Linked DNA regions of Homo sapiens: region 2 is linked to region 1. The links are chromatin contacts, found by Hi-C or POLR2A ChIA-PET in ENCODE. All regions are on one chromosome and are shown on one strand. Each heading gives the region's core, a stretch centred on a gene start or an enhancer-like site at or near the end of the contact. The rest is flanking DNA. Distances are from core to core; before and after follow the strand shown.

What was found. A loop is a pair of places that touch in the nucleus more often than their neighbours do. ChIA-PET counts read pairs that join two places held with the same protein, here RNA polymerase II (POLR2A). Pooled maps may share reads with other maps.
Region 2: a loop to region 1 is called in a map of CD8-positive, alpha-beta T cell, with 26 times the contacts of the local background. The contact joins the enhancer-like site here to the promoter of EZH2 in region 1. A Hi-C loop is called at or near these places in 1 of 168 maps with a recorded cell type or tissue (CD8-positive, alpha-beta T cell) and 6 of 50 pooled maps. POLR2A ChIA-PET finds 5 or more read pairs at or near these places in 1 of 52 experiments (Panc1).

Annotation. Positions count from the first base shown.
Region 1 is chr7:148,880,612-148,886,872 of GRCh38, forward strand. EZH2 (enhancer of zeste 2 polycomb repressive complex 2 subunit) reads right to left here and starts at 3,680. Exons shown (of 20, transcript NM_004456.5): 1 at 3,553-3,680. It overlaps LOC124901767 (a long non-coding RNA gene), which reads left to right and starts at 4,578. Exons shown (of 2, transcript XR_007060579.1): 1 at 4,578-4,872; 2 at 5,746-6,261. RefSeq lists silencers at 2,844-3,433, 3,594-3,963, 4,084-4,313 and an enhancer at 2,934-3,625.
Region 2 is chr7:149,418,971-149,425,231 of GRCh38, forward strand. No RefSeq gene overlaps it. Among named protein-coding and RNA genes, the nearest start is that of TRC-GCA11-1, 6.9 kb to the left of the region's middle. RefSeq lists an enhancer at 2,818-3,317 and a silencer at 3,449-3,698. Within about 2 kb of position 3,426, at least 17 of the 41 ENCODE cell types and tissues checked have a DNase peak (open chromatin) inside an H3K27ac peak, as active enhancers do.

The DNA.
Region 1 (6,261 bases), core at 2,430-4,929:
CTTGTTCACCTTGACAACTATTTTTCTTTGTAATCATTCCCTATTAAAGAGGGAGAAAAACACATTTCAAAGTTCCTCACATGAATACTAACATATCCTGTTCACTTTGCAAGTTCCTTTGTCAAATTATTTCCCTACATTTTTCATATTTCCTTAATTCATTCAACTATATTTAAAACCCCTATTCTCTAGCAAATACCAACGTAGGTACTAGGTATACAAAGAAAAAAATAAGACAGAGCCTCTACCAGGAGGCACTTTGACTGTAGGGAAGAGAGGGATGCATAAACAAGTGATTACAATACAATTGAGTCATGCTACAATAAAATATGATAAAACCCTGTGGGAACACAAGAGTGGGAATTCAGGGAAGACCTCCAGAAGGTAAAGTATGTATCATCTGACCATGAACCTTTCTCTGAATTTAATGAATTGCTGCTGTTCACTTATGCTCTCCCCCGAAGATTTCACCTACTCATATAGAATCTATCATGATTTACAGAAAATTTGTCATCTATACTGATATAAAGACTTCAAGGCTAATCCATAAATCATTGCTAATTAACCACAGAATACATTATATTGGAGGATTTGTCCTTGTTGGTTTTTAAAAAGCAGATCAACTTTCTCAATCACTGCTCATGTAAAGGGTAATACTGAAATAAATTCAGAATCCTTGAGCACACTACCTCAAAAGAAGGAAGGTATCCTGGGAAAATTCCAGTATGACTTGGAGAAATTTGCCTAAAATTTTTAAATGGCCAACATAAAGATATTCACTTAAATGTATTTGTGCAAGGCAAAGCTAGGTATCAAAGTATCAGAACTTTTTCTAACTACACTAGATCAACAAGTGTGTTTTAAGTCACTGCTACTTAAACTGACTAAATACATTCTCAATTGTACCAGAAAATAATTTAATATGAATTTTTAAACCAATTCCCCAAAGAGATGTTTTTCAAAATATCTCATGGCAAGTACAAAGAATAGTAATTATCAAATACAGAGAACACTCAAGGGCAAAGTTAGAAATTTTTATCCTAGGCTGGGCGTGGTGGCTCACGTCTGGATCAGCATTTTGGGAGGCGGAGGCGGGTACATCACTTCAGGTCAGGAGTTCGAGACCAGCCTGGCCAACATGGTGAAACCCTGTCTCTGCTAAAAATACAAAAATTAGCCGGGTGTCGTGGTGCGTGCCTGTAGTTCCAGCTACTCGGGAGGCTGAGGCAGGGGAATTCCTTAAACCCGGGAGGCAGAGATTGTAGTGAGCCCAGATCCAGCCACTGCACTCCAGCCTGGACGACAGAGCAAGGCTCTGTCTCAAAAAAAAAAAAACATATACACACACACACACGCGCGCGCACACACACACACACACACACACACACATATGTATCCTAAAATATCCGAATTTCTGCCAAAAATCTGCATAACTACCTTATCTCATAATGGACAAGATTATTAATAGGATTTTTTAAATACAGAATTAATAGTAACTAATATAAACGTTACTTTTTTGTTATAATGTCTCAACACTTAGACCAGCACCTGGAATGCCCGTACAGTGGTGTCAACACTCTCCAAAATATATGTAATAAATTTATATTGCATTTATTTGTCTCCATTTTTATGAAACCTTAAGTTAGCAGATGCACATTAGATCTTTATCATATAGGACAGTGCAACCAGAAGAACGCCTATGTTTTTCTAACTTGTTTTCTTGGAATATATTCACTTTCCACAAAAACGAGAATTTAAGATGCAGTGTTCCTGTTTCCGGGAAACCTTAAATATTACATCACCCAACACACCTCCGAAAAGAGAGAACAAGACGCTTTATATCTATGACTAGAATCCTACCTATTCCTAACTTTAGAGACCATGAATAGAAAATTAAAATATATCTTAAATACTTGTTTTCCTGCAAATAAAATTACAAATAAACAAGTTAGGATTACACACTTGTACAGTATTCCTAAACATGAATTAGTTGCTAATGCTTATGAAGAGTAATAGAAAATAAACTCCAAAACCCCTAAAAGTATAAACTACATTCAATTGTGACAGCATTCGTGTTTTTCAAAGGTTTATTAAATGCTGTTTTATGATGACATCAAAACGCCACAAAATTAAACTAATAATAACTTGCTTGAACCCTAAAAAGCAAGCCTTTAAGTAAATAGCAAAGACACATTTTTATTTCCAAATGAATTTAAATGTTACAGATCCTGTGTGATAAAGGAAGTTTAACTGTGGACAGCACACGTTAAATTTCTTAGGCAACAAACATTTCTCCATGCAGTCTTTTCTGAATCACCAAAGCTATTGTTCACAGAAAACGAGACCAATTAATAAGAAACTGCTAACCGTATAATCTAAACACACATTTGTCATAGCCATTCTATTTTGATCACCTACTTCTACCACCTCATCCTCATTCAACCCGTCGGGATTTGGGGAATAATCTGGCTGAATGACAGTTGATTTCGTTAGCACCTGTCGCCATTCTCAGATGTATCACACAAGTTGGCCAAAACAGCTTGTAATGTTTAAGGATTACGATTCTTTAGAAAGTGGCAACTCACTAGGCGTTCACCAAGTTTTCCAAAAGATCGTGCTTCTCGATTCCTCCCGCTTTCAAAAAGTAACCCTGTGGCACAGATTTTTGGGGGGAACGGAAGGGGATGTACACAATGAAGTGGGAATTCAACAGGACGCCCTCCAGAAACACAATCAATAGAGAGCAGAGCAGCTCGACTCTTCCCTCAAACTTAGCATAAAGCCAGACCAGGCGGCGAGGGCAGCCCGCGACCGCCGGAGCTCAGGGGGATTTCGGGGTGCGTCGTGGGGAAACGTCAGAGGCGAAGCTACTCCGAGTTCCCCGCCGCGAACGTCGTCCCGCGAGCGCCGCGGCCCCAGCCCGGGGTCGGCGCGCCCGGGACCGGGGGCGTGCGCGAGGCGAGGGCCGAGCCCTGCCCACCCCGGCAGCGGCCCGCGCCTCCCCACGCCCCTCTCCCGCCCGCCGGCGGGCCCGGGTGTCATGCCCCTTCCCCTCGCGCCGAGCCCTCCGGAGACACAGTCCGTCCTTTGTCTGAGTGCGGACTCGGCGGCTGGGTCCCACCAACTTGTGTCTGTCCCGTCCCACCCGGGCGCTCCCGCCGCGGCCGCGCCACACAAAGGAGACTTGAGGCTCGAGCTGCCACCCTGGACCGGGCACCGGAACGCCCCGACCCCGGCCCCGGCGCCCCGGCCAGGACAAGCACCGGGAAAGGAGCCCCCCACACGCCCCCCGCCCCGCAGCTCCAGGGGTGTGCGCTGCCTCACTCGCAGGGTCCCGCGGGCCAGCCCGAAGCTCACAGCTCCTTCCGGGGAGGGGGGCTCTCCCCTCACCCTCCACCCCCCGCACGCCTACAAACGCGGCGCCCCGGTGAGCCCCGCTCGGCGATACCCGGGACCGGCACAGCAGTGGCGGGGAGGTCCTGGCGCCGCCGCCGCCGCCCGGTTCGCACTCCCGGAGCCCCGCCGGCCGGGCCGCCCGCAGCGGCGCGTTACCTTCGTCCCGCGCGCCGACTCGCGTTGTTCCCGCGCGTCGCCCCCGCGCGCCGCCGCCGCCGCCGCCGGGGCTCCACTGCCTTCTGAGTCCCACCGGGTGTCGGACGCGACCGGACCGAGCGCCAAACGCGGCAGCCCAATCGCCATCGCTTTTATTTGGCCCCCCCAGCCCAATCAAGCGCCGCCCCGATTGGCGGGACGCGAGGCGGGCGCCCGTCCAATCACAGGGCCCGCCGGGCTCGGAGGCGCCGAGCCAGCCCCACGCAGAGTGCGCTCAGGGCTCGTGGGCGGGCGGGCACTGGCAGCGCGTGCGCGCGCGGGCGGCGGCGGGGTTCGCTGTAAGGGACGCCACTGGCCGTGTGGAAGCGCCGCCGCCGTCTCTTTGTTCTTTCGCTGAACACACGGCGCCTCTCAGGAAGGCGGTGTGCAGGCACGCGGGGACCGGGAGACATCGCGGGGGCCCGGAGCCCGCCGCGGACGGGAGGCGGGGAGGATAGGTGGCGGGAACCGGCCGAAGGGCGGGACGAAGCGCCGGCGGCTCTTGGCGGGAACCGGCGCCGCAGAGTTCCCGGGCGGGGGAGGGGCGGGGCGGGTGCTGGAAGCCAAGTTTGAACCAGTTCAAAACTCGGGGGTGGTAACGGTTTTAACCGCCGCGCTCGTTTCCCCGCGCGCGGAGCCGAGGCCCGGGCTGGCCGCTCCTAGTGGTGCCCGGGGAGGGGAGGGCGCGGGCCCCGGAGGTCGGCTCAGCTGTGGCGCCGCGTTTGCCGGGAGACGCTCGCCCGGCCCGCGCGCTGCCGCCGGACCCGTTACTACTTTTTTTTTTTTCTCCTGAGACGGAGTTTCGCTCTGGTTGTCCAGGCTGGAGTGCAATGGCGCGATCTCGACTCACCGCAACCTCCGCCTTCCGGGTTCAAGCGATTCTCATGCCTCAGCCTCCCGAGTAGCTGGATTACAGGCATGCGCCACCACGCCCGGCTAATTTTCTATTTTTAGTAGAGACGGGTCTTGGTCAGGCTGGTCTCGAACTCCCGACTTCTGGTGATCCGCCCGCCTCGGCCTCCCAAAGTGCTGGGATTACAGGCGTGAGCCACCGCCGCCGACCCGGGCCCTGTTTGATTATGTCTGCTGCTGCCTTGGCCGTTTTTTCCCCCACCGCTGGACTTTGGCTGGCCGAGCTTGCAGTGCTTATCGCCCTAGAAACCTGTGAAAGGGCGACATTGCTGCCATTTCAGACCCTTCCACTGTTCGTAGTTCTAAGCACGTGTCAGTGTTAAAAATCCTTTATCAAGATGAGCACTGTTCACTTGCCGCCTCTGCAAAGTGTGAGGATATTTGCAAGGCGCGGTGGCTCACGCCTGTAATCCCAGCACTTTGGGAGGCCGAGGCGGGCGGATCATAAGGTCAGGAGATCGAGACCATCCTGGCTAATAACGGTGAAACCCCGTCTCTACTAAAAATACAAAAAATTAGCCGGGCGTGGTGGCGGGCGCCTGTAGTCCCAGCTACTCGGGAGGCTGAGGCAGGAGAATGGCGTGAACCCGGGAGGCGGAGCTTGCAGTGAGCCGAGATCACGCCACTGCACTCCAGCCTGGGCGACAGAGCGAGACTCCATCTCAAAAAAAAAAAAAAAATTGATCTTGGTTATGGGGGGTCAAGCTACCTCAACCCAGAGGAATTAGAGGGATTCTGCTTAGGATACAGTCTCTCCTATTGCTTCATGTGGCAATGCAGTTAAGAGTATTCCGAATTTATTTTTACTAGGATGTATCTATGGGGTAAAATACCATTGTCATGTAAACTGAGATTCCATATTGAGAGTTCATACTGGAAACTGAAAAAAGGTCACCTATGAACTGTTGGGGTAAAAATCTGAAGAAATATTTTTAATGAATTTAATAACTAGCCAGAATTTTTTTTTTTTTTTTTTTTTTAAGAAACGGAGTCTCACACTGTCGCCCAGGCTGGAGTGCAGTGGCACCATCTCAGCTCACTGCAAGCCCCGCCTCCCGGGTTCACACCATTCTCCTGCCTCAGCCTCCCGAGTAGCTGGGGACCACAGGTGCCTGCCACCACACCCGACTAATTTTTTGTGTTTTTAGTAGAGACGGGGTTTCACCGTGTTAGCCAGGATGGTCTCGATCTCCTGACTTTGTGATCCGCCCGTCTCGGCCTCCCAAAGTGCTGGGATTACAGGCGTGAGCCACTGCGCTGGGCCAGAATTTTTCATCAGATGATTTAGCCCATAATTTTCCCGCCTTTCCTAAATCACCATCCCATTCCTCACATATATTCTGAATCACTCCAATGTTGGAAAGTATATATAAAGGGAAGCTAAAAGATAAGGAGAAACAAGCAATCATGTGCCCAGATAAAAGCAAAATTGTCTTGTGAATCAGTGATAACACTGCAAAAAGTAAATAGGTTATGCAGCTGAGATGTGACTGTAAAATAACGTAACGAATTATAGCTGCCATTACTTCCAGTCACGAATACATTCATTCTCCAAGATAAAATGCATCTGTCTAGGCCACCAATTTACAATTTTTTAAAACCAGCAATTTAAACCTCAGAAATTAACTACTTATCCCTAAGTTGCTTATCAAATTACTGAACTTATCAGTCCTGTAATACTAAATATTAAAACAAGGCATTTTTAAGAGGAAGATCAACGAAATTAGAGACTACCATAAAGCAAATCAAAGCAGTATA
Region 2 (6,261 bases), core at 2,176-4,675, 540 kb after region 1:
TTGCACATGAGGACACAGCCTCAGAAAATTTCCAAGGAACTCAATTTCAAGACCTCTCTGTCCAAGTCCAGGGCTGTTTCCACAATACTATATTTTTTCCATCTTTTCTAGTAAAGGTTGGATAACTGGAAGAACAGAGAGCTGAACACTGGGATCTGAAAGAGTTACCACCTCATTCCCAGTCCTGCCCTCTCCATGTGAGGACGGGTGAATCTGAGATAGAAATAATGGCTCATGTGTGCTGAGTGTTTATGTTGGAGGCTCATATACACTATCCTACAGAATCCTCATAGCTGTCTGAGGCAGGTACAATTGTTATATCCTAGGAAATAGTTAAGACTGCTCCCATTTTATAGCTGAAGAAACAGATTCAGGGGGACTAAGTGACTCATTCAGTCATTTAACAAATACACTACGTTCCAGGGTCTAGTCTAGGCACTGAGGACTCAGCAGTGAACGAGGCCAAGAAACACAGCCCTGGCCCCATGGAGCTATATTCCCAGAGGTGCAGTGTGACAGACAAGCAAACTAATGCATGAATGAAAACATCACAGATATTGAAAACACTACAGGAAAATAAAGCATGGTATTCTGATGGAAGACAACAGGGATGGTCAGGAAACGATGATTGGAGCTGAAATCCGAATGATAAGAAGCCAGTGAGGAAAAATCTGGATGCATGTCCGGGCTCACACCTGCAATCCCAGCACTGTGGGAGGCTGAGGTGGGCAGATTGCTTGAGCACAGGAGTTCAAGACCATTCCTGGGCAACATAACGAAAACTCATTTGTACAAAAGATTTTTTAAAAAATTAGCCAGGCGTGGTGGCATGCACCTGTAGTCTCAGCTACTTGGGAAGCTGAGGCCAGAGGATCAGTTGAGCCTGGAGAGTCGAGGCTGCAGTGCCACTGCACTCCAGTCTAGGTGACAGAATGAGACCCTGTCTCAAAAAATAAGTAGATAAAAATAACTAAAATTCTGGATGCAGTGGATCCCAGGCCTTGGGTAGAGTGACCCACTTGGAAGTGGCTTGGCAGGATGAAGCAAGAATGAGGCCAGTGTGGGGCAGCAGAGGGGGCAGAGCAGGACAGTGATTTGAGGTGGAGGTGAGGTGGGGTCAGGCCACAGAGGGCCCTGTGAGCTGGGTCAGGAGGTGGCATTTATTTACTGTGCCATCCCAGGGAGAGTGGAGCCTGGATTTGGATCTCCCTCCCATGTGCAGGGGCCACATCTCTGAGCCCTTCCTCAGAGACTCTGTGCTGGGCTTGGCACAGGTCTTCATCACCTCGGGCCTGTCCTGTGGAGACAGGCTTCCCAGGTCAGTCTGTAAGCCTCCTCGGCCATGCAATTAAGGTTCTTGTTCATCCAGCCGACCTGGTTTCTGCCCCTGAGGAGCAGATTTAGGTAGAGGAGGCACACATGAACATCCACTGTCACTCGGTGTCACTTCAATGATAACTGTCTTAAGCTCTGTGAACCTAGAAAGGGGAAGGGGGAGAGTGGGCACCACAGTTACCCTAAGCTGGGGTGTTCCAGAGGCCTTTTCTGAGGGAGTGACATTTCCACAACACCGTGCAGGAGGAAGGAACGTTAGTTGGGAGATGAGCAGCCCAGGAAGTTGGGCGGCATGGGTGAAGCCTGAGGCAGTGGGGTGCCAAGAGCAGAGAGAAGGTCAGGGTGCTGGAGTCTGGGAGGCAGCCTGTGTGGACTGAGTAGGGTCTTCCCAAAGTTCATGTCCTTCCAAGAACCTCAGGAGGTGACCTTCTTTGGAAATAGGGTCATTGCCAATGTAATAGTTAATTAAGACCAGGTCATCCTGGCGCAGGGTGGGCACTCAGTGCAATATGACTGTTATCCTCATCAGAAGAGAGGAGACAAAGGGAGCAGGCCAAGTGCCCGCTGGCGCACTGCATCCAATGCTGAAGCCAGGAGAGAGGCATGGGACGGTGTCCCTCAGAGCCTCCAGTAAGAACCAAGCCAGACCACACATTGATCTTGGACCTCTGGCCTCCAGAACTGCAAGAATCCATTTCTGTTGTTTAAAGCCAACCAGTTTGTGGCACTTTGTTACAGCAACCCCGGACAGGGCCGAGAAGGCAGGCAGGGCCTAGTGGGTCCTGAAAGATTTTGGACCTTACCCTAAGAGCAATGGGGAACCTCCCAAGCAAGAGAGGACTATGATCAAATTTGCCTTTTCAAAAGATTCCCTGGCCGCCCAGTGCTCCCACAGCATTCAAATCCGTTAAGAGTGAGGCCCCACAATAGGACAGAGGCCCTGCCGCCTGCACATCACTCACACGGAGGCACACGTCACTCAAATACACCGGGTGCTTGCCAGCCTTCCCACCGGCCCACAGAGCGGGGCTTCCTTGCCTGCTCCCCACACAGAACTAGGGGAGACGGCCGACCTGCGGGAGGATCGTCTGGCCCTATGCCTCAAACGCCTTAGAAAACGCTCGTACCCTGGACCAGGCAGTTCCACTCCAGGAGGTTAGTCTTTGCATGGCATTTGTTTTATTAGGGGGCCACCGCAGCCTGGGCTAAAGAATTTAGTCTTCGGAAAAAACTAGGCAGACATTTGAAAATATATCAAGGAAAAAAAGTGCAGGCCGGGCGCTGTGGCTCACGCCTGTAATCCCAGCACTTTGGGAGGCCGAGGCGGGCGGATGACGAGGTCAGGAGATCGAGACCAGCCTGGCTAACACGGTGAAACCCCGTCTCTACTAAAAATATAAAAAATTAGCCAGGCGTGGTGGCGGGCGCCTGTAGTCCCAGCTACTCGAGAGGCTGAGGCAGGAGAACGGCGTGAACCCGGGAGGCAGAGTTTGCAGTGAGCCGAGATCCTGCCACCGCACTCCAGCTTGGGCGACAGAGCGAGACTCCGTCTCAAAAAAAAAAAAAAAAAAAAGTGCAGCCTATCATGAGAGAGCGCCTCCAGGTCCACCTCCGCATGGGACAAACACAGCGAGCGGCCAGGAGCTGGGCCTCAGCCTTGGTTTCCTCATCTGCACAACGAGAAAAGTGGGTAGAATGCAGGCTGCCCGGGAAGAAGCTTGAGCAACCCTAAAGCTCGGGGTCAATTCACGGAGTCCCCTCTCCTTCTGGGACCCAAGGCCCTCCGGGTCTTCTGTGCTGTTTTGTGCCGTGGGTTGAGCCTTCGAGGTGGGGTAGGTCTCATATTTCCTGTGCTCTCAGATTCCTGCGGCCGCACCTTTGTTTGCACTAACTGTGTTTGCACCAACTGTGTTTGCACGGGGATTTGCTGGGGCCTTGGCCGGCAGGCCAGTGTGTGCAAGAAAAGCAACCTGACAGCGGCTCCTGCTAACCAGGGCTGGTTCGGGGCTGCGGCCGGGCGGCTCCCGCACTGCGACTAAGGGCCAGCCGGCTGGCAGGCGGGGCTGGGGCTCGGATGTCGGGACTAGCGGGTCTCTGGCGCGAGGCGGCCGCCACCACCGAGAAGGCCGCGCGCATTCCTAGAGCGGCCGCCAGCGGCCAGGTGAGGGCGCCGCGGCCTCCGGGGCCTCCTCGCCTCTGGCCGGCAGGGGGCAGCGCGCGGCCCCGCGCGGCCCGACGTGGCGCTGGCCCGGGAGGCAGCCCGTGGGCCGCCGGCGCGCCCTGCCGGGCACCCAGCAGCGCGCTCCCGTTCTCATCAGACGGGAGAAAAAACGCCCAGGCAGAGGAACGTCTAAAAGTCAAGTCATCAAAATTAATGTAATCGAGAAAATGTGCATATTTAAAATATGGATAGAGACGCATAAATACATCTTTAAAATAAAAATATAATCGTTTGTGTTAAGTCCTTGCTCCATTGGCTCTCAGCTGCACTCACAGCACCAGTGAGACCGACACGGTTGTGCCCCATCCCACAGGCGCCAAATGGAGGGCGCAGGGTTTTAGGAGCTCGCGTAGGGCCTCTCGGGCGGCAGCAATGGAGCCGCGAGGCCGGCGGGGAGACCGAGGACGGGACCCGCTGAGCTCTGGGTGAGCTGGGGGGACTCGAGGGGACCTGGATGGGCCAGAGGCCTGGCTTGGGGAAGGGCCCCTTCCCGGTTCCCCAAGGTCCCGGTGTGCCGCTGCCGTAGGGAAGCAGGAAGGCACGGCCGCGCCAGGCGACCTGAACGAGAGGAAGCCCGGGGTCGCCGCCCGCGGGCGCGGCTGGTGTTCATACCCAGCCAGGAAGGGCGGGCGGGCCTCGGGTGCCACGCGGCGTGCCCGGCGCTTTCCCCGCAGTCCCGCTTGCTGCCCGTCCCTGGACTCCTTATCAGGCAGCTGGGTGACCTTGCTGCAAAGGGCAGGGCCGTGGAGCAGGATTTCTGCCGCACACCAGCCACCTGCAACGGTGGTAAGAGGATTTGGCAGTGATCCGGGTACTCTACCTAATATTGGGGCTGAAATATCAGAAGGAATGATAAAATCCATTTTTAAGTGATAGCGTTTAAAGGTGTTGGATCAGGTTTAATGAAGAAAATCATCTCCATCCCAGCTGGGCAGAGATTTGGGATTGTACCCGTGTTTCTTCCCGCACATTGTCACCTGTGGCTTGTTCATCCGTTCATTTCGCGTGCACTGAGGACCTCTGAGGACCTTGCGCCAGACTCTGGAGCAAGCGCGAAATGAACAAAAGCCGGCCCTGCCCTTGGGAAAAATCAAACACACAATGGCCGCTGAGTGCACGCTCCGAGCACGCGCCAAGCCCTGGAAAGCCCGGTAGAGGGGACCCTCCAACCTCCCGCAGTGATGCGTGTGTGGCCAGGGGTCTTGCTAGGCTGCACCTTGCACCTGAATCTCCCGTTGCCTTCACCGTGGAAGCGTTTGCTGTAAAAATAACATGGGGGTTGGGGCGGGGGAGACGTCTTTGTAGCTTTCTCACAGGGCTTAAGACATCTGTCCTGCTATCTTCCCCGGCCTTCCAGGGATTCTCAGTGGATGTTAGCTCTCTGGATTTCACTGGCAAGGTTATAGAGACTTACCATTTTCTGATATGAACATCTGCCAAGTAACGCATAGAGAATAGGAAAGCATGCATATCCCACAAGGAAAAAAAATAAAACTAAGAAACTGTTCTATCAAAGAATTAAGTAAGCATGGAGTGTGTCACTGGATAAATTAAACATACAGAGTTTGGATTGAGGCTAGGAAAGGTTGAAGCAAGAGAAAAGGAGCCCTGGTGACTTGCCCAGGGCAGAGGTTTTTGAAGTGAGCTTCCTCCTTGGAGACCCCTCAGCGCAGGGGGAGTTTGGGAAGACGGGGGCGCCAGAGCAGGTAGGCTTGGCTCCCTCTCCAGCCTCTTAAGGCACGAGTTATTTTACATATTTAGCTTCTGAAAATTGTTTTATTTAAACAAGGGATTCCGGAGGCTACAAACGAAAGCTTGAAAACACTGACAGATGAAGTGCAAAAAATTTGGCTGACCATTATAAATTTGATAAAGATTTCATGTCCTGAATCTGAAAGAGATTCTAAAATATATTACAGATTTAGTTCTACAGAGAAGGGATGAACTCTTCCAAGTAATTTCACAGGTGGAGATGGTTAGAAGTCCTCATACTGGGTGGTTAAAATTGATTTCTTCCATAGTTATGGAAAAGACTTGATACCTTCTCTTGGAGAAATAAGGGACTCATTCAATTGTAAGTTTTTATTGTTTAGAACATAGAAATTCCTTCTACAACCAGAAAAAAACGCTATTTTCATTTGGGGGCAAAGAATTTTAAATAAGATTCTGGAATTCTGTTATGTGATTACTACATACTAATAAGAGTTCATCTTTTTGGTAAAATGAACACCCAAGCATGTTTGTATGCAATTAACGTTTGTTTCAAGACTCTGAAGAGCTGGCAACAATTTGGGCAAGGAAAATGTGTCTATTTCTCTCAATTTGTCTACTGTATGAATTAAACACACCAGAGACTGGCTTAAATTGGTCTGAATATTGACTTGCTTTTTTAGCAGCACTCTGAAACATTTGAGGTTTTTTTTTTTTCCCAAACTTATTTCAGAATGCATCACTGGATAAATTGGCTTGGTAAGGCATTGATTAATTCAAGACACAGTAAGGAACCACTGGGTTAAAGTGGGAAAGAAATAATACAAATTTTAGTTGGACAGTCATTATTATTAAATTGTTCAGGGGGTAACTATGGGAACCAACTTAGTGTCTTTACTTTTTGACAAAATTAATGTGATTTATAGTGATGACTATCATCCAAATCGAAAAATATATACAGAATTTTTTTTAAGAGACAGATTCTCACTATGTTG